Linked DNA regions of Homo sapiens: region 2 is linked to region 1. The links are chromatin loops, found by intact Hi-C in ENCODE. Cell type or tissue: heart right ventricle. All regions are shown on one strand. Links, peaks and the distances in the headings refer to the core of each region. The heading gives the core; the rest is flanking DNA.

Region 1 (10,664 bases), core at 2,340-7,339:
ACTCTAGCCTGGGCAACAAGAGCAAAACTCTGTCTAAAACAAAACAAAAAGGGTAACGTTCTGTTGAAAATTGTCATCTTTGAAAATTAGTAATGGCTACCATTTTTAAACACCCATCAAATCTCAAGCATTACATTAGTGATATTTAGACACATTATCTCTAATCCTTGCAAGAATAACACAAAAGTATTAAGATACCAATTTCAAAAACAAGAAAACTGAGACTGAAATACATTAAATAATTTGCCCAAGGTCATAGAACTACTTAAAAATTAATTTTCAACAAATAAATAAAGGAGTTCTCAGGTAGGCAAAGGCTTAGTTTTGATGTCATTATTCTTGTCTCTGATTGTGTCCACTCACACATGGGTATTTGTGTGTACACACGTGTGTTCACACACTCCAAAAGCAGCACAGCATATTGAAAACTGTATGAGCTTTGGAGTTCAACAAACATGAATTTACACACAGTGTCCAGGGCTTGCTGGCTATATGACCCTCTCTGCATATCACTGTCTTTAACTGTAGAAGTTGCTGAATAACTAAAATCCAAACATTCCCTCATCCTCAATCATATATTTGGAAATATTAAACCCAAAGTGTTTCCATCTTGTTCTAAAAAACTCTGTAAGCATCAGGGTACTGAAGCAACTTCAACTCTTTCAGTGCTGTTGTGTCTGAGCATTACTACATTTTAGTTATCACATACAAACTCATAATAGAAAAGATGTTCAAGATTGTCTTGCTTCATTAAAAAAAAAAGGCAGAAAACACAACTGACTACATCAATACACAGGGTATACTATTTAAAAAATTCTCTTGGCCGGGTGCACTGGCTCACACCTGTAATCCCATACTTTAGGAGGCTGAGGAGGCAGGAGAATGACTTGAGGCCAGGAGTTTGAGACCACCATGGACACCATGCAACATAGCAAGACCCCATCTCTATTAAAAATTTAAAAATTAGCCAGACATGGTGATACATGACTGTAATCCTAGCTACCTGGCAGGGGGCTGAGGAGGGAGGATCACTTAAGCCCAGGAGTTTGAGACCGCAGTGAGCTATGATTGTGCCACTGTACTCCAGGATGACAGAGCAAGACCCTGTCTCAAAAAAAGAAAAAAAGGGGAGTGGAGGGGTTATAACTGTACAAATCTGATCTTAGACCAATGTATAAATCTGGAACTATGATCTCTTTGTTGGTAAATGCTTACAAACTGAAGGGTCTGGGACACTGCAAAAATCCTTAACTAACCATGGATGCTACTCGATAGAAGACGTCCACAGGTGCAGTGGCCCAGGCCATCAGAGTCATCAGAAGAAGGGGGTGATTAGAGCCCAAGCTTTGAATTCACACAGACCTGAATTCTAATCCTGGCTCTGTCACCTATTAATCAGGTAATGGATGTTATTATTAGATGATTTATGACCTTGTCATAAACCCAAAGGAGACTCCATAGTGCAAGGATTCCTGGTGTTTCAAAGACCCGGCTTAGGAGTCTCCTGATTCCCCTCCTCCACCCCAGCTGTCTCCTGGCAACAACCCAGGTTGCTGGGCCAAGCTCCAGAGAAGGGCACAACCCCATGTCTGGTTCCCATCACCTTCTTAACTACTCACTTTCTCCCTCCTCTCTCTCACATCCTCTCTACTCACCACTCATTTCTAACCCACTACCTTTCACTACAGTCTTGGAAATATTTCTCTCTTAATCTCAGGCAATTTCTTTTCCCTCCCATTTCATGTATAAGTAAACAGCACAACCTACAACAAAAACAAAGATAAAAATTAAAAGTCTAGAGTGTTCAGGGAAATTGGGCTTAATAATAATAAGCATCCAGAGGTTTTCTTCGGAATCTCTATAAAAACCACATCGTAGGTAAAGCCTGGACTTTGAAACCAGACAAACTGGTGTTCTATTCTCAGCTCCAACTCTTACCACTACTGTGTTCTTGGAAAAATTACAAAACCTGAGACTCTTTTTTTCCTGTACTATTAAAGTAAGAAATTAATGAGATAATTCACATAAAGCACTTGGTACAGTGCCTACAAGGTAAGCATGCCATGAACATTAGCTATTATTCATATGATTCTCTCTCTCCTCCTATTTCTTGCACCTTGTTTTTCTTTGACCACTAGGATTGAAAATAAAATTTTCACAATTTTTTCAAGGTAACAGTATGTAGAGTAAGAAAACCTTCTGTTTTGCTATATATTTATAAGAAGTCAGCTTTACTGTGCACTATTGTGAGCCAGCCTAGGAATCTAAACGTAGAAGTGACGAGGAATGGAGGGTGGGCAGCTAAATATATTCCAGGTTCCAAATTCAGCTTGACAAACTAGATCACAACCTGTTTACAGGTTTATGAGAGGGGGCTTCAGAGTCAGCCCTTAGTGGAAATAGGGCTTTAATTCATTAATTCATTAATCCATTTTAACTGTTCCCCACATTCTTACCCAGCTCCATTTTACAGATTTTGAGACAGAACTGGAAGGGGATTCAGAACAAGTCTGGAATCAGAAAGACATGGAGCTAGGCTGGGAGGCTTCTAGGAGAGAAAGGAATCTTGGCCTTGATCTTGGGTGAAGAATGAAGAATGGAGTAGCCAGAGCAAAGACTAAGAAAAAGTTGGTAGAATTGTGTTGAAATAATACACAAGTTTTCTCAGTGTAAACAGTAAGTAGTATGTGGGCTCTTTTGACCCTCAACAAGTCCCTTAAGCAATGAACTTGGAAGAACAGCCTTCTAGAACAGCACCTCCAGTGGTGTTTCCCTGCTCACCAAATGTATCTGAGCTTTCAAAGCATGGAATTTGAAATTAAAACCTTTCTTTTCAGGCTACCCTCTTTTCATCATTCTTCCATTTCTACTTTTCTCTTTCCTGTAGCCCTACAATCTAGTGTGTTCTAGTGAGTAGGTGAAAAAAAATATACAGAAAAAATAAAGAAACTATAATCTTAGAAGAAATGATGGACATTTTCATTGTAAATTCTCTTGGAAGAGACTACTAAGTTTCTATTAACAAATGCAAACTATCCTTATTCCCACTTATGAAAGTAAATTGTCTCCTTCTCATATTTGAATGTGCCCTTGGGTAGAATAATGATAGGGGCATCATCATGGCTTTTGGTAGGATCTGTTTTGCCTTCTTCTCACCTATTGGTTATGTGTGAAATAAGATAAATTCCTCATATAATGTATAGCCCCTAATCAAGTATTGTATTAGTCTGTTTTCATGCTGCTAATAAAGACATACCCAAGACTGGGTAATTTAAAAAGAAAAAGAGGTTTAATGGACTCACCGTTCCACTAACCGGGGAGGCCTCACAATCATGGCAGAAGGCAAAGGGCATGTTTTACATGGCAGCAGGCAAGACAGAGAATAAGAGCCAAGTGAAAAGGGAAACGCCTTATAAAACCATCAGATCTCATGAGACTTATTCACTACCATGAAAACAGTATGGGGGAAACTGCCCCCATAAATCAATTATCACCCACTGGGTCCCTCTCACAACATGTGGGAATTGTGGGAGCTACAGTTCAAGATGAGATTTGGGTGGGGACACGGCCAAACCATATTAAGTATCATATTAATAAATTAAGATATGGATCTTTGACTAGGTGTGTTAGTCTTGAGTAGTGTATCAAAACATATACATATTTTCTTTTATAATACAGTAATTCTATAAATTCAAATGGGGGCAAAATTTTGATAATTTATGTCAAGGCAAATGCAACTAAAAGAAGTGGAACATTTGTAGAGCTAAAGAAATAATAAAATACTCAAGTTTTGGAACTCCTTGACTTACATGCCTTAAATCTGAGTCAGACTTCCCTAGATACCAGTGTTATGGAAAAAAGAATTTGCTCCCTCCCATCCATTCCACTGCCAGATTTATTATTTATTATAGCTCTTTTCCATTTTAGCTCCCTTTGTCATTCTAAGGTATCCAGAAGGGAATTCCATATTTTACTATTTCGAGTAGATTTCAGAGACAGAAAAAATGATGGGAATTTGGCCCTTAATAGAATGGTCTTTTCTTCTGCAATTATATAAACTCAATACTGATTTATATTTCCTAACATTGCTGTCTTTCCTCTGTTTACCATTCATTTATTTAACAAACATTTATTGGCATGGTGGAGCCACAGAATGAACAAGGCAGACACAGTCCCTTTAACACTACAAGTTACAGGGTTAGTCCTAGCTTCAGATGAAGCTTTAAACATCACTCATATGACATCTTTCAGCCCTGCCTTCTCAGGGTTGCTTCCATTCTCAGATAGATTTCTTTTCACAGTTCCCAGATGGCTCCCAGCAGCTCCTGGAGCTGCCTCCTTACTTATGCACTACTAGTCAGAAAGAGGAACCATTCCCCACTTCCCCCGCATCTCCACCCTCACTCAAAGAAAGGACCTAGACTTGAGTATTGTTGGTCCCAATTGGTCTGACTCAGGTCATGTACCAGTGCCTAAGCAATCAATGTGATCAAGGACATGGGATATACAACAGGTTTAAACTCATCAGAGCCCATTCTTGCAAACAGTCAGAGCCCACTGCATATGGCTGAGAAGCTCAGGGCACTTCTAGGAAAGAAAAGAAGGCATGAAATTGATGCTGGAAGGAACAAGACATGTCCACTGAAGTCCCTGTCCTTACAGAGCAAAAAGCTTCTAAAGAGTTGGCAGAATAATGGGAACTCACCAACCCTACACACACATGAATCATTTCTGATAGATGAGGGCTAACAAGTGCATAGTCTTGGGAATCTTCCCACAGCAACAGGATGCAGTCCAAGTGTTCTGTTAAAAACTACCACCGAGCAGCCAGCATATGCTCAACACTGCTGGCCTCTGGCAGTGATTTAGAGGTGAAACCTTTTGTGTCCAATTAGTCTACGCCTTGACTCATGCAGTGCCTAAGAATTCACCTTTATTTATGAAGTTCAGGGTCTCAGATAAATTTGACAAGAGCTGCTGAAAGTTCAAGTGTTTGCAAGGATATTAGTTTTCTCATTTAATCATAATTTAATTTTGATTAACAAGTGGACCTAGTTAGAGAAAACTGAAAATAGCTCCATTTGAACCTCATGTTAGTAGAAATATTCCTTCTCAATCTTGTTTTCCACCTTGAATGCTGGATTTATTTCTAAGCTTATATGTTATACCTCATCAATCTAATGCTCTAAGTCAGTGGTTCTCATCCTCGGCCACTTGGGGAGCTTTAAGAAATATGAATACCTAGGTCTCAACCCCAAAACATCAATGCCTGGATATCGATAGATTCTGTTGTAATTGGTCCAGGGTGCAACCAAGGTTAAGAACCACTGCTCTTAGTAGAACCACGTTAGAGACAAAGATAATGTCTCCTAGGAAGCATGTCAAATTTGCACAAGCAACAAATTTAAATGCTGTAGCCAGTTAGGAAACAGTTAAAGTTGACCCAGGATTAAATCAAATTTGGAAATAGGGGGAAATGTTCTCCACATGGACAGCAAGTCACCCATTTGTGCATGCTTTTGCCCCAGCTAGACACATCTCCCACATCTCTACTGCTACCACCTGGTCTAAGCTACCATCATCTTTTCCCTGGGCCACTGTAATATGCTCCCAAGCTATAAAATATAAAAGCTCTGCAGGCCATTATCTGCTTACTCCCCTCATTCACTACACTCCAGCCATATTGACCTTTCTTTTTGTTTGTTTGTTTTGTTTTGTTTGAGACAGGGCCTCACTCTGTCATCCAGGCTGGAGTACAGTGGCCCGAACATGGCTCACTGCAGCCTTAACCACCCAGGCTCAAGTGATCCTCCCACCTCCTGAGCAGCTGGAACTACAGGTACATGCCACCACGCCCTGCTAATCTTTGTAATTTTTGTAGAGATAGGGTTTTGCCATGTTGCCCAAGCTGGTCTCAAACTCTTAGGCTCAAGCGATCTGCCCACCTTGGCCTCCCCAAAGTGCTGGGATTACAAGCGTGAGCTACTGCGCCTGGCCTCACATCTTTCCCATCTCAGGACCTCTGTATGTGTTTTTTCCTCTGCCTAGAATGTCCCCCCATACACACACACACAAATACACCAGGACTTTTTTCCACTATGCACACAAACACTGTGCTTGCACACTCAACTTACTGCTCAGGGCTCAGTTTCAATGTCACTTCTTCAAAGGGGTTGTCCCTGACCCCTAATCTAAAGTGAGCCTCTAGAGGCTGGGTGCGGTGGCTCACACCTGTAATTCCAGCACTTTGGGAGACCAAGGTAGGCAGATCACTTGAGGTCAGGAGTTCCAGATCAGCCTCGCCAATATGGAGAAACCCCATCTCTACCAAAAATACAAAAAATTAGCTGGGCGTGATGGCAGGTGCCTGTAATCCCAGCTACTTAGGAGGCTCAGGCAGAAGAATCGCTTGAACCTGAGAGGGAGTGGCTGCAGTGAGCCAAGATTTCACCATTGCACTCCAGCCTGGGCAACAAGTGAAACTCCGTCTCAAAAATAAATAATTAATTAATTAATTTAAAAAATTAAAAAGTTAAAAAAATCAACTGAGCCTCCTGTTTTACATTCCCCTTGAGTCCTGTTTTATATTTTCCTAGCAAGGGGTTATTTGTACAGTATCTGGCTCCCCTTCCAAACTATAAGCTCCCTGAAGGCAAGGATAATTCTGTTTTCTTCACCCATGGATGCCCTAGCACCCAGCTTTGCCCCTGGTCCATAGTAGATTCTCAATACATAATTATTAAGTGTAAAGAAAAGAAGTATGTTTTATTGTACCACTTCCTTAAACTGAAGGACATTGTAAGAAATGGCTTCTGAAGTATATAGCCATAGTTACTCAAGATCACATTTAGAACCTTGTTCACTACATTATTGTAAGTCTTCTCTTTACAAAAACCCATAGAAAAGAATTTTTCACAGTCTCAATTCTAGAAATAGTGTTTTTCCTGAGAGAGGAACACAAGCCTAAGCTTCAACAAGCTCTCTGCAGACAAACCCAAAGAGAAAGGGGAAGGTGCTGAGCAATGCATACCCAGTTACTGCTCCCAGATTTACCAATCAGATGATTCTCTCACTCCACTGGGGGCATTCAAGCCAAGTGTGTTGACCCTAAGTGATTTCCGTCACATGGAAATATTACGTCAAGGGAAAGGAGGTCCTCTCTCCCAAACATCATTGACTTAATAACATTTATTTAGTAAGTATTTTATAAGATAAAGTCTCTATTCATTTTCTACTGCTTCTGTAACAAATTACCACAACTTATTATTATCTTATAATTTTGGAGGTCAAAAGTCCAAAATGTCACAGTGGGTCACGCCTGTAATCCCAGCACTTTGGGAGGCCGAGGCAGGCTGATCACTTGAGGCCAAGAGTTCAAAACCAGCCTGGTCATCATGGCAAAATCCCATCTCTACTAAAAATACAAAACTTAGCCGGGCTTGGTGGTGCACGAGAATCACCCGAACCCAGGAGGCAGAGGTTGCAGTGAGCCGAGATCACGCCACTGTACTCCAGCCTGGGCAACAGAGAGAAACTCTGTCTCAAAAATAAATAAATAAATAGAGTCCAAAATGTGTTTCACTAGACTCAAATCAAGGAGCCAGCAGACCTGCATTCCTACAGGCTCCAGGGGAGAATTCATTCCTTGCCTTTCCCAGTGTCTAGAGGCTGCCTGGCTCATGAGCCCTTCCACAGCACCTCAACCTCTGCTTCTATTCTGACATCATCTTCTCTGACAGGTTCCAGGAACTAGGATGTGGGCATCTTTGGGGGACCATTATTCCACCTACAATAGTTATGTCAAATAATTAGAGGTCTGTGGATAAGCCAAGGTATATATTTATGATGTGATTAAAACCATATCCAAGAACTGTCTACTGATTCAGTATCCGGTATCATCCATTCAGACCAGTTCATGAATTCAAACAGTTCAGCCCAAAGACATGATATAAAATACTTTTCATCCTGAAAAAGTAGCCCAGGGATATTTTCAAAACGTTGTTTTAACCCCAAGAAAAACATCCTTCCTAATCAATAGTCCTCTAGTGTGCAGCTGTGATGAAAGAAGATCTTGTTATTCCTCCTGCCTAGAATTTACTACTATCTTTGTTGTCCCCCAATCCCCCATACCCCTGACTCTCACTCCTAGCCATCTCCTAATCTTCTCCCTCACTCCTCCATGCCTTCCCAAAAAGGCAACAGCATCAGGAAAGGGACATGAAAATGGAATAAGATATATCTCTTTTTTCTTTAAGAGATGGGGTATCATTATGTTGCCCAGGCTATTCACAAACTCCTAGCCTCAAGCAACCCTCCCACTTCGGCCTTCCCAGTAACTGGGACTACAGGCATGAGCCTCCACACCTGATAGAAGCACCTCTTAAGAATAGGAACATGAAGATGAGATCATTTCTAACAGACAAATTACAAAATTCTCTGTAACTATTTAGGTTGGCATTTGGCTGGATTTTTAGACAATTTTTCTAGCTTTCCTTCTAGCCCTGAATCTGTATAGAAATTGTTTATATCACTTGCCTATTCTTTCTTTTCTTATAAACTCTTAAAGATGAAGGCCTCTATCATTCTCAAGGTCATGCAAGGGGTCATTCAATAGATACATGTCTGTTATCGGTCCTGAGCCTAAGGCTGTCATTTGCACATGCCAACTCCTAGTTCCTCCATCTGCTAAAAGTACACTTCCCTGAATGCTTTGAAAGCATATAGGCTTTAGATAATTTTTTTTAGAGGCAGGGTCTTACTCTGTCACCCAGACTGCAGTGCAATGGTGCAATCATAGCTCACTATAACGTCAAACTCCTGGGTTAAAGAATCACCTGCCTCAGCTTCCCAAGTAGCTAATTTTTTTTTTTTTAGAGATGGGGTTTCACTATGTTGCCCAGGCTGTCTCAAACTCCTGGCCTCAAGTGATCCTCCTGCCTTGGCCTCCCAAAGTGCCGGGATTGCAGGCATGAGATACTGTACCTGGCCCCTAGATAAAATTTGAAATCATTTGCTTAGTTATTTTCTTGTATTCATCTAGGACACTTCCCCCTCCTTACCTATCTCTGCTTTCCTCCAGCCATTTCTATTTTTAGGCAGGTTAGCACTTATTGATTTGTAAGGCTACTCCCTTCTTACTGTTTCTAAGATCATATGACAAAAACAACTAGTTACAAATGCCATGGTCAAAGAGCAGAAGATCTGATCCTTGCAGCACAGTCTAAAAGAGAACATTTTTTGTTGACTGGTAGAGGGTCAACCAATGTGATAGTTAAAAACACACACACACTGCTTGAGTTTGTCTCAGGAGGTATGGCTAATATCCATTTATTTTCACTAATTCTTAAGTCTGGAACGTAACTAGCAGGTATGTTCTGTTTTTTTCTCTGTCTCTTCGCTGGGAGTCAGATTTGGAAGCAGAGTCACTGCAGCTCTAGAACTGTCCCTGACAGTGTTCCCAGGCAGCACAGTGGTTGGAGTGATGGTAGAGCCAGCCGCTTGTGGAGGTGGGGGTCAAGGTCTTGAGCTGATCCCCCAGGACCTGAAATTGACAACTGCAATGGCTGCCTTATGTCACACAGGACCGGATCAGCATTGTCTCGGCTGTCAGTGCTGGGAACTGGCCAAACACTCCATCACTGTCTATCTTGGAGTGAGCCCAAGCCATGGGCTCAATAGCCTTCCTTATTTTCTAGAATTGATCAGTTTCAATTCAACAACTGGGTCTCCTGGCATGCACACCAGAAAGTATCACCGTGGCCTTCTGCTATGATTTCCTGGGTGCTGGGAAAGCTACAAGACTCCACAACTCACTTCCAGTCCACCAGATGCTCCTGAGATCCCTAGCAGAGCTTTATCCGTTTGATGTGATCCCCTGAGAAATGTATGTGCTCCTGGGGGAGGGGGGCATTTAAGCCATCCATTCATTCAGCAAACCTCGTTGATTGAATACTCATTACTTGCAAGGCACGGTGCTGGGCCTTAGAGGCTTCTCTTTGCCTGTAAGGAGTTCACAGTCCAGTCAGCTATTAAGCATTTGTAGTAGCTCATTGTGTGGGGGAAAAAAGAAAATTGGATAGATTTTAGTCAAGGAGAAGAGAGAAGCGGGATACCAATTTCCAAGGCTAGGGAGGAGAAAGCAGGGAAAGCGGAGCTCACCCAGAGAAGATAAACATGTGCAACTTCCCCAGCTGCTCCTAAAGCCATGCCCACACAGGCTGCCATGGTAGACAGATGGACAGATGGACAGAGAGCAACAGTGGGTACTTCCACAGGTCCAGAAGCACATCTTTAAAATTATGTCAGAGAACTTCAAAAGGACTCTTGAAGTCCCCATATAGAAGAAAGCACGTTGGGTTTTTATAGCGATCCAAGCTGCTGGGTACAATCTACTGAAATATTGGACTGAACAACAGAAAAGCGGCTCTTTTCCCAGCCTTCTTGGCCCCCATCGCTCACTTCCCTCCCTTTACTCACGCTCTCAAATGTTGAGGCCATGATCCCCTTAATAATGACCCAGGGGAGCAAGAGAAAATTTTCCAAGACCTAAGGTTACTTTGTTATAATTTCATCTCTTTCATCTCTTTTTGGCCAAAGTCCCTTCTACGCCTCAAATCCCCCCCTGAGGTAACCATCAGCCCTCTTGGGAGGTTCTTCCCACAGCA
Region 2 (10,664 bases), core at 1,887-6,886, 52 kb after region 1:
CTGTTTAAGTACATCTCAGCAGAATTTTATCCCAATTGCAACAGTTCATGTTCCTCCTAATGTAATCTCTGCAGAGGAAATGATCGTCAAGGGAAGCAGGCTGACCTGCTCACGGGATGGCGTTCTTACAATCTGCATCTTATGTAATGGTGATTCTGTGTGCCTGTGTCATAATTATTGGAATATTATTTTATGCTTTTTTTTTTTTGAGACGGAGTCTCGCTCTGTCGCCCAGGCTGGAGTGCAGTGGCACGATCTCAGCTCACTGCAAGCTCCCCTCCCAGGTTCACGCCATTCTGCCTCAGTCTCCCAAGTAGCTGGGACTACAGGTTCCCGCCACCACGCCCAGCTAATTTTTTTTTGTATTTTTAGTAGAGACGGGGTTTCACCGTATTAGCCAGGATGTTCTCAATCTTCCTGACCTTGTGATCCGCCCGCCTTGGCCTCCCAAAATGCTGGGATTACAGGCGTGAGCCACTGCACCCAGCCTATTCTATGCATTTTTTAACATTACAATTTATTTTGTGCCATGTTCTGACTTTTAAGTCATTAAATCGTCTTTTTTCTGTTCATATTTCTGGGAAATCTGAGGGTGTCTCCATCTGCCATTCCAGAAAATTGCCTTCTCCAGGCCTTTGTTAGAACAAGAAATTGTCCAGCCCCTTGTGACTCAAGATGTGGCCTGGGAACCAGCAGCGTCAGCATTACCTGGGAGCTACCAAGGACTGTGGAATTTCAGGCCCAGCCCAGACCTACTGAATCAGAATCTGCATTTTTAACAGGACCCCCAAGTGATTTGTATACACAGTGAAATAGGGGAAGTACTGGTCTCGGAGACAACCAAGTTCATCATCAGTCTTTATATCCAAACACATAGCTGCCTAATGAAGAACCATCAACTTAGCCTGTCTCTCAGATGCTACCTTTTGAGTGTTCCTTAGGCTAATATTTGAGTTGCTCACATTTACTGGATGAATAAAAGGGCTGTCAGAAGTCTTTTCTTTTTCTTGTCATGTGCTGCCCAGCTGCAGGAAAGGAATATGCATATTTTAGAATCAAAAGCAGAAAAGCAGCATCTGGTTTGCTAGATCTGCTAGATCTAAAGTACTTCTGTTCTGAAAGTCTTTTTCATGTTTATTAGGGTGAGAAAAAAGTGCTCCCCCAAAATTATTTTCCACGAAGACATAAGAAAGATTCAGGGTACATGAAGTTTTATAAACTCACAAAGTAAAGATAAAACAAATTTCTGAGGCATGAAACTTTTGATAGAGTTTCTGTCTTCATTGCTTAAAACACGGAACTCTAGATGACAGAATAAGGGTTGATTACAAACAACCTGTCCTCTAAACAGGACACAGATTCATGCCAGAGACTCATGTTGTTATTGCCTTAAGCACAGACCAGAGTTTTATTAACTTTCTAGACATATTTTTACTAAACATCACTGGGGACCATGCTTTGTTCTCCCTGCCCACACCCCACCCTGTGTACAAGAGCCCTTTAAAAATTGTACACAACCACATACAGCAGCCTATCCACTTATTCAAATCCTATTGTTGCTGATGAAGTCCTGAAGGCAAATCACACCTACCTTCAAACGAATCAAAAAAGAGCACAAGGACCACCTGTGCTCTTGTACCTGCAAATGGCCTAGCTAATTTTTTCATTAGGATGTCAGTGATTCGGTCCCACAATAAGGACCTGATAGCACTGTGCAGGTGCAGTCATTAAAGGCCCACCCCTTCTAGGAAGCACCAACCACCTCCCTCTTCCTGCAGCAGGCTTCACTTTCCACTTGCAGACACACGTCTGACGTTAGGACATTCAATCAGGTGTTCCTCATGCTCCAAGCAACTGGAACCCACCTGTGTTCCAAGATTACCTTTCAACTGAAAAGCTTTTAAAGGCCAGGCACAGTGGCTCACGCCTGTAATCCCAGCACTTTGAGAGGCCAAGGTGGGTAGATCACCTGAGGTGAGGAGTTCCAGACCAGCCTGGCCAACACAGCGAAACCCCATCTCTACTAAAATACAAAAATTAGCTGGGCATGGTGGCATGTGCCTGTAGTCCCAGCTACTTGGGAGGCTGAGACAGGACAGTGCTTGAACCCAGGAGGCAAGGGTTGCAGTGAGCCGAGATCGCACCACTGCACTCCAGCCTGGACGACAGAGTGAGACTCCATCTCAAAAAAAAAAAAAACACGCTTTTAAACTGGGACAGCTGTCACCTCTGGGAGCCACTCAGCTAGCCAAAGCAGCTAACATTCTTGGGTTTCAGCAAATCCCAAAACAGAATCTTACCAAAGATTATTTCTTTTTTTTTTTTTTTGGATGGAGTTTCACTCTTATCGCCCAGGCTGGAGTTCAATGGCGTTATCTCGGCTCACGGCAACCTCCATCTCCTGGGCTCAAGCGATTCTCCTGTCTCAGCCTCCCAAGTAGCTAGGATTACAGGCATGTATCACCACGCCCAGCTAATTTTGTCTTTTTTTAGTAGAGATGAGGTTTCTCCATGTTGGTCAGGCTGGTCTCGAACTCCTGACCTCAGGTGACCTGCCTGCCTCGGCTTCCCAAAGTACTGGGATTACAGATGTAAGCCACCGTGCCCAGCAGATTATTTCTCTTTATTGCAAATGTATCCCTGATTTCTTCCTTGTAACCACTGATGCAAGCAGCCAAAAGGGCTTCTACCACAAGGGCCTGCCTATCTTCCTACAGCCTGCCACAGCATGGCACCCCGCCCCAGCTACTTCCTTTCCCAGGCCACAAAGGAAAGTCTATTTTATCCTCTTCAAAAAAAATGAATGGGAGAAAACTGGTATCAACAATCCATTTGCCTCCAAGAATCCATTTACTTGTAATCTTAAAAATGTTTAATTCCCAGTGCCTTTTCTGTAGTGGTAAAATAAATTCCCCATCCAGGATAACTAAAGCCCTCTCTTCATTTGAATAAAAACATTTCTACTGAATTAGGCACATTGAAATGATCACATCCTGAAGGAGAGAACCCTCCCTGCCCTGCCCTTGCTCAGAACCCACACATTCTCCTTGCCTTGTCTGCAGCGTAGAGGTTGGCATGGGTAAATTTATGGTACATTAGTTCCTTTCGGCTTTGTCCTGAAGTTGGCTCAGATTTTGTTAATGCTGAAATTTGCAGCTGAATTCAGTTGGACTTTGCTTCTCATTAATGAGTTGACATTGCAGTGGGGAGATGTTTCAGCATTTGCTCCTTGAGCTTGCTCAAGCAGGAGCCAAAAGCTGAACAAGATCTTCCTCTTAAAAACATGTCCAACATATTTTAAAATGCTGGATAGTTTAATTCCACTCAGTAAAACTGGTCCCCCAAAATATTTTAATTTTGATATGCAGATTCCAAGAAGAAATGGAAGATGGGAGGTTCAAAACAGTCTGGAAGCTTAGATCGTCTGACTTTGACGGCTCACTCCTCCATGTTGGGTCACCTGAAGAAATTTTTTTTTTTTTAAACAGAGTCTCACCCTGTTGCCCAGGCTGGAGTGCAATGGTGTGATCTCAGTTCACTGCAACCTCTGCCTCCGACGTTCAAGCGATTCTCCTGCCTCACCCTCCCAAGTAGCTGGGACTACAGGCATGTGCCACCACAGCCGGCTAATTTTTGTATTTTTGGTAGAGACAGGGTTTCACCATGTTGGCCAGGCTGATCTTGAACTCCTGATCTCAAGTGATCTGCCTGCCTCGGCCTCCCAAAGTGCTGGGATCACAAGCATGAGCCACCGTGCCAAGCCATCACCTGAATAATCTTTACGTGAGCAACACAGTAAAACCAAGAAAGCATGATCTGTTCATGCATTTCATGTAGAAAGAACTTGCAAACTAACAGGATAAAATTTTTATTTTAAGTGCATAATTCTGTATGTATATACTTCCTCGAGATAATAACTATTAATAGTTCATCAATATCCCTTATTGTGTATGTGTACAGTTTATTTTCAGTGAATAAATGCTCTTTCAAACAATTTTAACTCACATTTGCAACTTGGAGATAGTCACATTTATTCCTTGCTTGTAATTCTTTGAAATTACCAAAAGAAAACTACTATTCTTAGTATTATTGATATTCTTTATTAAAATAAAATGTTTTTTGTCTTTTAGCGAATGTCTGTTTGTTTGGTGTTGTCAGGGGCGTGGATAAGGAGGTGTTTGTATTTTTGGCTTTGCATGACTTTCCAAAGCCCCAGTGGCTCACAATCAAGGTCAAAGCATATAACTAACTGTTCTTGTGTATCAGGAAGCCTTTATTAAAAAAACTCAATTATTTAGTATGCTAAAGAAATTGTACAGCCAGAGGAACTTAGGGTCAAATATAAATCCAAAGAGCTTGGAAAGGTTTACTTTATTTCTGATAATGAGGACCTGGAAAAGAGAATAGAATAATCCCTCTACATTTCTTAACATTGGAGACAAATCCCTGCCTTACATTGCCAATTACAGTGCTTTACACCTGCTCCCCTTATTTTCTCATCCTTCCCTAGTTCTTGTCCCAGATATCACCTGCTCAGAAAGCTTCAGTACCCTCTTCAGACACTCTAGGATCACAACCACAAGCCTCTAAGCCTACTAGACTTCCCTGTATACAATTCCAGACAATCCCATTCATTAAACCAACGGATTGCCTGAGCCTTGAGCCTGGGAAGTCAAGGCTGCATTGAGCCAAGATCGTGCTACTGCACCCCAGCCTTGGTGACAGAGAGAAACACTGTTTCAAAATTAAAAAGCTCCCACTGAAAAATAAAATTCCAGGAAATTCCCCTTTTTACCATTTATTAGCTACAAAGTAACACACTTCTGATTCTAACAGACCCTCTGAATGAAGCGGACTGCTCCTGCAGGACCCAGGAGACCCCCCCAAAACTGTGAGTGCCCCAACTGTGGAAGGGGGAAAGGGAAACCCTCCTCTCCTGAACACACACCTGCACTGGAGAAGATGAAGGTCTGTTTGCTGGAAAAGTTTCCAACTTTACCAGAAGCTGAGTCAATTTGGAAAGCCAAGGGAAATACAGGGGTACAGGAAGAAGCAGAAAGGCCCTGGGAGCTCGCTGGGTCCCCAAGCAGCCCATTCCTGCATGGCACCACAGGGATCCATCAGGAGGGTGGCCAGAGGAGCAGGGGGTAAAACTCCACAGGAAGAAGGAATTGTCTAGCTGAACTTTGTAACAGTTTGGACTCTGTGAGAAGCCTCCTGGCCAGAACTCAGGGGAAGACGCAAATCCGGTGTCCAGACTCCACAGGCCGGGGAAGAACCAAGCCCTTTTCTTTGGAAGCTGGGAGGCAGATAGCCTGGGGCAGGTTTTCAAGCCCAGATTCCCCTCTGCCTGGAAACGGTCTGGGGGGCTGTTGGGTGGGAGGGCACGGTGGGAGTGAGACAGATTGTTTGGTTTGCGTGGGAGCTGCATGAGGCCTGTGACGGCTGACTTTCCCCCACTTCCCTGACAACCGGCAAGACACAGCAGAGGCAGCCATAATCCTCCTGGGTACACAACTCCAGTGGCCTGGGAATCTCACCCCCATCCCCCACAGCAGCAGCAGCAGCAAGACCTGACCAAGAGTCTGAGCTCAGACATGCCTAGCCCTGCCCCCACCTGATGGTCCTTCCCTACCCACCCTGGTAGCAGACGATAAAGGGCATATAATCTTGGGAGTTCTAGGGCCCTGCCCCCCACCAGTCATCCCCATAATACTATAGCTGATGCTCTCTGGAAAGTACCACCTCCTGGCAGGAGGCCGACCAGCACAAAAATAGAACATTAAACCACCAAAGCTAAGAACCTTCATGGAGGCGAGATTTCCTTGAGAGGTGATTCTAGTTAGCTATTGGGGGTGGTGGGGAGAGAGAGAGAGAGAGAGAGAGAGAAAATTTATTCCAGGCAGAAAACACCACATATAGACAAGTAGAAGAAAGAAATTCAGAGCTCAAAGACAAGGTGTTCGAATTAACCCAATCCAACAAAGACAAAGAAAAAAGAATAAGAAAATATGAACAAAGCCTCCAAGATGGCTGGGATTATGTTAAACAACCAAACCTAAGAATAATTGGTATTCCTGAAGAAGAAGGTAATTCTAAAAGCTTGGAAAACATACTTGTGGGAATAATCGATGCAAACTTCCCTGGTCATGCTAGAGACCTAGACATCCAAATACAAGAAGCACAAAGAACATCCAGGAAATTCATAACAAAAAGATCTTCACCTGTAATTCCAGCACTTTGGGAGGCCGAGGCAGGCAGATCATGAGGTCAGGAGATCGAGACCATCCTGGCTAACACAGTGAAACTCCATCTCTAATAAAAATACAAAAGAAAATTAGCCAGGTGTGGTGGCGGGCACCTGTAGTCCCAGCTACTTGGGAGGCTGAGACAGGAGAATGGTGTGAACCCGGGAGGCAGAGCTTGCAGTGAGCCGAGATTGCGCCACTGCACTGCAGCCTGGGCGACAGAGCAAGACTCCATTTCAAAAAAAAAAAAAAAAAAAATCTTCACCTAGGTACATTGCCATCAGGTTATCCAAAGTTAAGACGAAGGAAAAAAATGTTAAGAGCTGTGACACAGAAGCACCTATCAGATTAACAGCAGATTTCTCAGCAGAAACCCTACAAGCTAGAAGAGATTGGGGCCCTATCTTCAGCCTCCTCAAACAAAACAATTATCAGCCAAGGATTTTGTATCCAGCGAAACTAAGCATCATATATGAAGCAAAGATACAGTCATTTTCAGACAAATAAATGCTGAGAGAATTCGCCATTACCAAGCCACCACTACAAGAATTGCTATGCTAAAAGGAGCTCTAAATCTTGAAACAAATCCTGGAAACACATCAAAGCAGAACCTCTTTAAAGCATAAACCACACAAGACCTGTAAAGCAAAAATACAAGTTAAAAAGCAAAAACAAAACAAAAAAAAAAAACAAAGTAGACAGGCAACAAAGAGCATGATGAATGCAACAGTACCTCACATTTCAATACTAACATCGAATGTAAATGGCCTAAATGCTCCATTTAAAAGATATGGAACCACAGAATGGATAAGAACTCACCAACCATCTACTGCCTTCAGGAGACTCACCTAGCACATAAGGACTCACATAAACTTAAAGTAAAGGGGAGGAAAAAGGCATTTCATGAAAATGGACACCAAAAGTGAGCAGGAGTAGCAATTCTTATATCAGAAAAACAAACTTTAAAGCCACAGCAGTTAAAAGAGACAAAGAGGGACATTATATAATGGTAAAAGGCCTTGTCCAACAGGAAAATATCACAATTCTAAACATATATGCACCTAACACTGGAGCTCCCAAATTTATAAGACAATTACTAATGAACTTAAGAAATGAGATAGACAGCAACACAATAATAGTGGGGACTTCAGTACTCTACTAACAGCACTAGACAGGTCATCAAGACAGAAAGTTAACAAAGAAACAATAGATTTAAACTATACCTTGGAACAAATGGACTTCACAGATATATACAGAACATTACCATCCAATAACCACAGAATACGCATTCTATTCAACAGTGCATGGAACTTTCTCCAAGATCGACCATATGATAGGCCATAAAACAAGCCTCAATAAATTTAAGAAAATTGAAATTATATCAAGCACTCTCCCAGACCACAGTGGAATAAAACTGGAAATCAACTCCAAAAGGAAGCTTCAAAACCATGAAAATACATGGAAATTAAATAACCTTCTCCTGAATGAGCGTTGGGTCAAAAACGAAATCAACATTGAAATTTAAAAATTCTTCAAACTGAACGACAATAATGACACAACCTATCAAAACCTCTGGGATACAGCAAAGGCAGTGCTAAGAGGAAAGTTCATAGCCCTAAACGCCTTCATCACAAAGACTGAAACAGCACAAACTGACATTCTAAGGTCACACCTCAAGGAACTAGAGAAACAAGAACAAACCAAACTCAAACCCCGCAGAAGAAAGGAAATAACCAAGGCCAGAGCAGAACTAAATGAAATTGAAACAAAAATAAATACAAAAGATAAATGAAACAAAAAGCAGGTTCTTTGAAAAGATAAATAAAATTGATAGACCATTAGCAAGATTAACCAAGAAGGAAGAGAAAAAATCCAAATAACCTCACTAAGAAACAAAACAGGAGATATTACAACTGACACCACTGAAATACAAAAGATCATTCAAGGCTACTATGAACACCTTTACTCACATAAACTAGAAAACCTAGAAGAGATGGATAAATTCCTGGAAAAATACAACCCTCCTAGGTAAATCACCAAAGAATTAGATACCCTGAACAGACCAACAACAAGCAGCAAGACTGAAATAAATGGTAATCTAAAAATTACCAACAAAAAAAGTACAGGACCAAATGGATTCACAGCAGAATTCTACCAGACATTCAAAAAATTGGTACCAATCCTTTTGACGGTATTCCACAAGATAGAGAAAGAAGGAACCCTCCATAATTCATTCAATGAAGCCAACATCACCCTAATACCAAAACCAAGAAAGGACCTAACCAAAAAACTAAACTACAGACCGATATCCTTGATGAATGTAGATGCTAAGATCCTTAACAAAATACTTGCTAACTGAATCCAACAAAAAGATTATCAAAAAGGTAATCCACAATGATCAAGTGGGTTTCATACGAGGGATGGTTTAATATACACAAGTCAATAAATGTGATACACCACATAAACAGAATTAAAAACAAAAATCACATGATCATCTCAATAGATGCAGAAAAAGCATTCAGCAAAATTCAGAATCACTTTACGATTAAAACTCTCAGCAAAATCAGCATAAAAGGGACATGCCTTAATGTAATAAAAGCCATCTATGACAAACTCACAGCCAACATAATACTGAATGGGGAAAAGTTGAAAGCATTCCCTCTGAGAACTGGAAAAAGACAAGGACGCCCACTCTCACCACTCCTCTTCAACACAGCACTGGAAGTCCTAGCCAGAGCAATCAGACAAGAGAAAAAATAAAGGGCATCCAAATCGGTAAAGAGGAAGTCAAACTGTCACTGTTTGCTGACGATATGATTGTTTACCTTGAAAACCCTAAGTCCTCCTCCAGAAAGTTCCTAGAACTGATAAAAAAAATTCAGCAAAGTTTCCAGATACAAGATTAATGTACACTAGTCAGTAGCTCTTCTATACACCAACAGCGACCAAGTGGAGAATCAAATAAAAAACTCAACCCCTTTTACAATAGCTGCAAAAGAAAGAAAAAAAAAAGGAAACTTAGGAATATACCTAACAAAGGATTCGAAAGACCTCTACAAGGAAAACTACAAAACACTGCTGAAAGAAATCATAGATGACACAAAAAAATGGAAACACATCCCATGCTCATGGATGGGTAGACTCAATAGTGTGAAAATGACCATACTGCCAAAAGCAATCTACAAATTCAATGCAATCCCCATCAAAATACCACCATCACTCTTCACAGAATTAGAAAAAACCATTCTAAAATTCATATGGAACCAAAACAGAGCCCGCATAGCCAAAGCAAGACTAAGCAAAAAGAACAAATCTGGAGGTGTCTGATCTCAACTATCTCACCTAGGTACATTGTCATCAGGTTATCCAAAGTTAAGACGGAGGAAAAAAATCTTAAGAGCTGTGAGACAGAAGCAACTATCTGATCTCAAACTCTACTGTAAGGCCATAGTCACCAAAACAGCGTGGTACTGGTGCAAAAATAGGCACAAAGACCAAGAGGACAGAATAGAGAACCCAGAAATAAACCCAAATACTTACAGCCAACTGACCTTCAACAAAGCAAACAAAAACATAAAGTGGAGAAAGGACACCCTTTTCAACAAATGGTGCTGGGATAATTGGCTAGTCAAATGTAGGAGAATGAGACTGGATCCTCATCTCACACAAAAATCAACTCAAGATGGATTAAGGACTTAAACCTAAGACCTGAAACTATAAAAATTCTACAAGATAACACTGGAAAATCCCATCTAGACATTGGTTTAGGCAAGGATTTCATGACCAAGAACCCAAAAGCAAATGCAATAAAAACAAAGATAAATAGCTGGGACCTAATTAAACTAAAGTGCTTTTCCACAGCAAAAGGAACAGTCAGCAGATTAGGCAGACAACCCACAGAATAGGAGAAAATCTTCACAATCTATACATCTGACAAAGGACTAATCCAGAATCTACAGCGAACTCAAACAAATTAGTAAGAAAAAACAAACAATCCCATCAAAAAGTGGACTAAGGACATGAATAGACAATTCTCAAAAGAAGATATACAATATACAAATGGCCAACAAACATATGAAAAAATGCACAACATGACTAATGATCAGGGAAATGCAAATCAAAACCACAATGTGATACCATCTCACTCCTGCAAGAATGGCCATAATCAAAAAATCAAAAAAACAGTAGATATTGGTGTGGATACAGTGAACAGGGAACACTTCTACACTGCTGGTGGGAATGTAAACTAGTACAGCCTCTATGGAAAACAGTGTGGAGATTATTTAAAGATCTAAAAGTACAACTACCATTGGATCCAGCAATCCTACTGCTGGGTATTTACCCAGAGGAAAAGAAGTCATTATTCAAAAAAGATACTTGCACACGCATTTTTATGGTGGCCCAATTCACAATTGC

The links. Peaks named below come from ENCODE experiments on the same cell type or tissue, not always from the same donor. Only the 100,000 strongest peaks of a DNase experiment are listed, where the experiment ranks them.
Region 2: it touches region 1 in a loop (9-fold over the local background); 1 of 110 quality-filtered maps calls a loop at or near these places.

Annotation. Positions count from the first base shown.
Region 1 is chr14:63,244,543-63,255,206 of GRCh38, forward strand. All of the region lies in intron 1 of RHOJ (ras homolog family member J), which reads left to right. Among named protein-coding and RNA genes, the nearest start is that of RHOJ, 45 kb to the left of the region's middle. In heart right ventricle, for the core only: no CTCF peak of the experiment used is centred there; a DNase peak (open chromatin) is centred at 4,791; H3K27ac peaks cover 2,596 bases.
Region 2 is chr14:63,296,854-63,307,517 of GRCh38, forward strand. No RefSeq gene overlaps it. Among named protein-coding and RNA genes, the nearest start is that of GPHB5, 17 kb to the right of the region's middle. RefSeq lists enhancers at 1,402-1,903, 1,904-2,403. In heart right ventricle, for the core only: no CTCF peak of the experiment used is centred there; no DNase peak of the experiment used is centred there.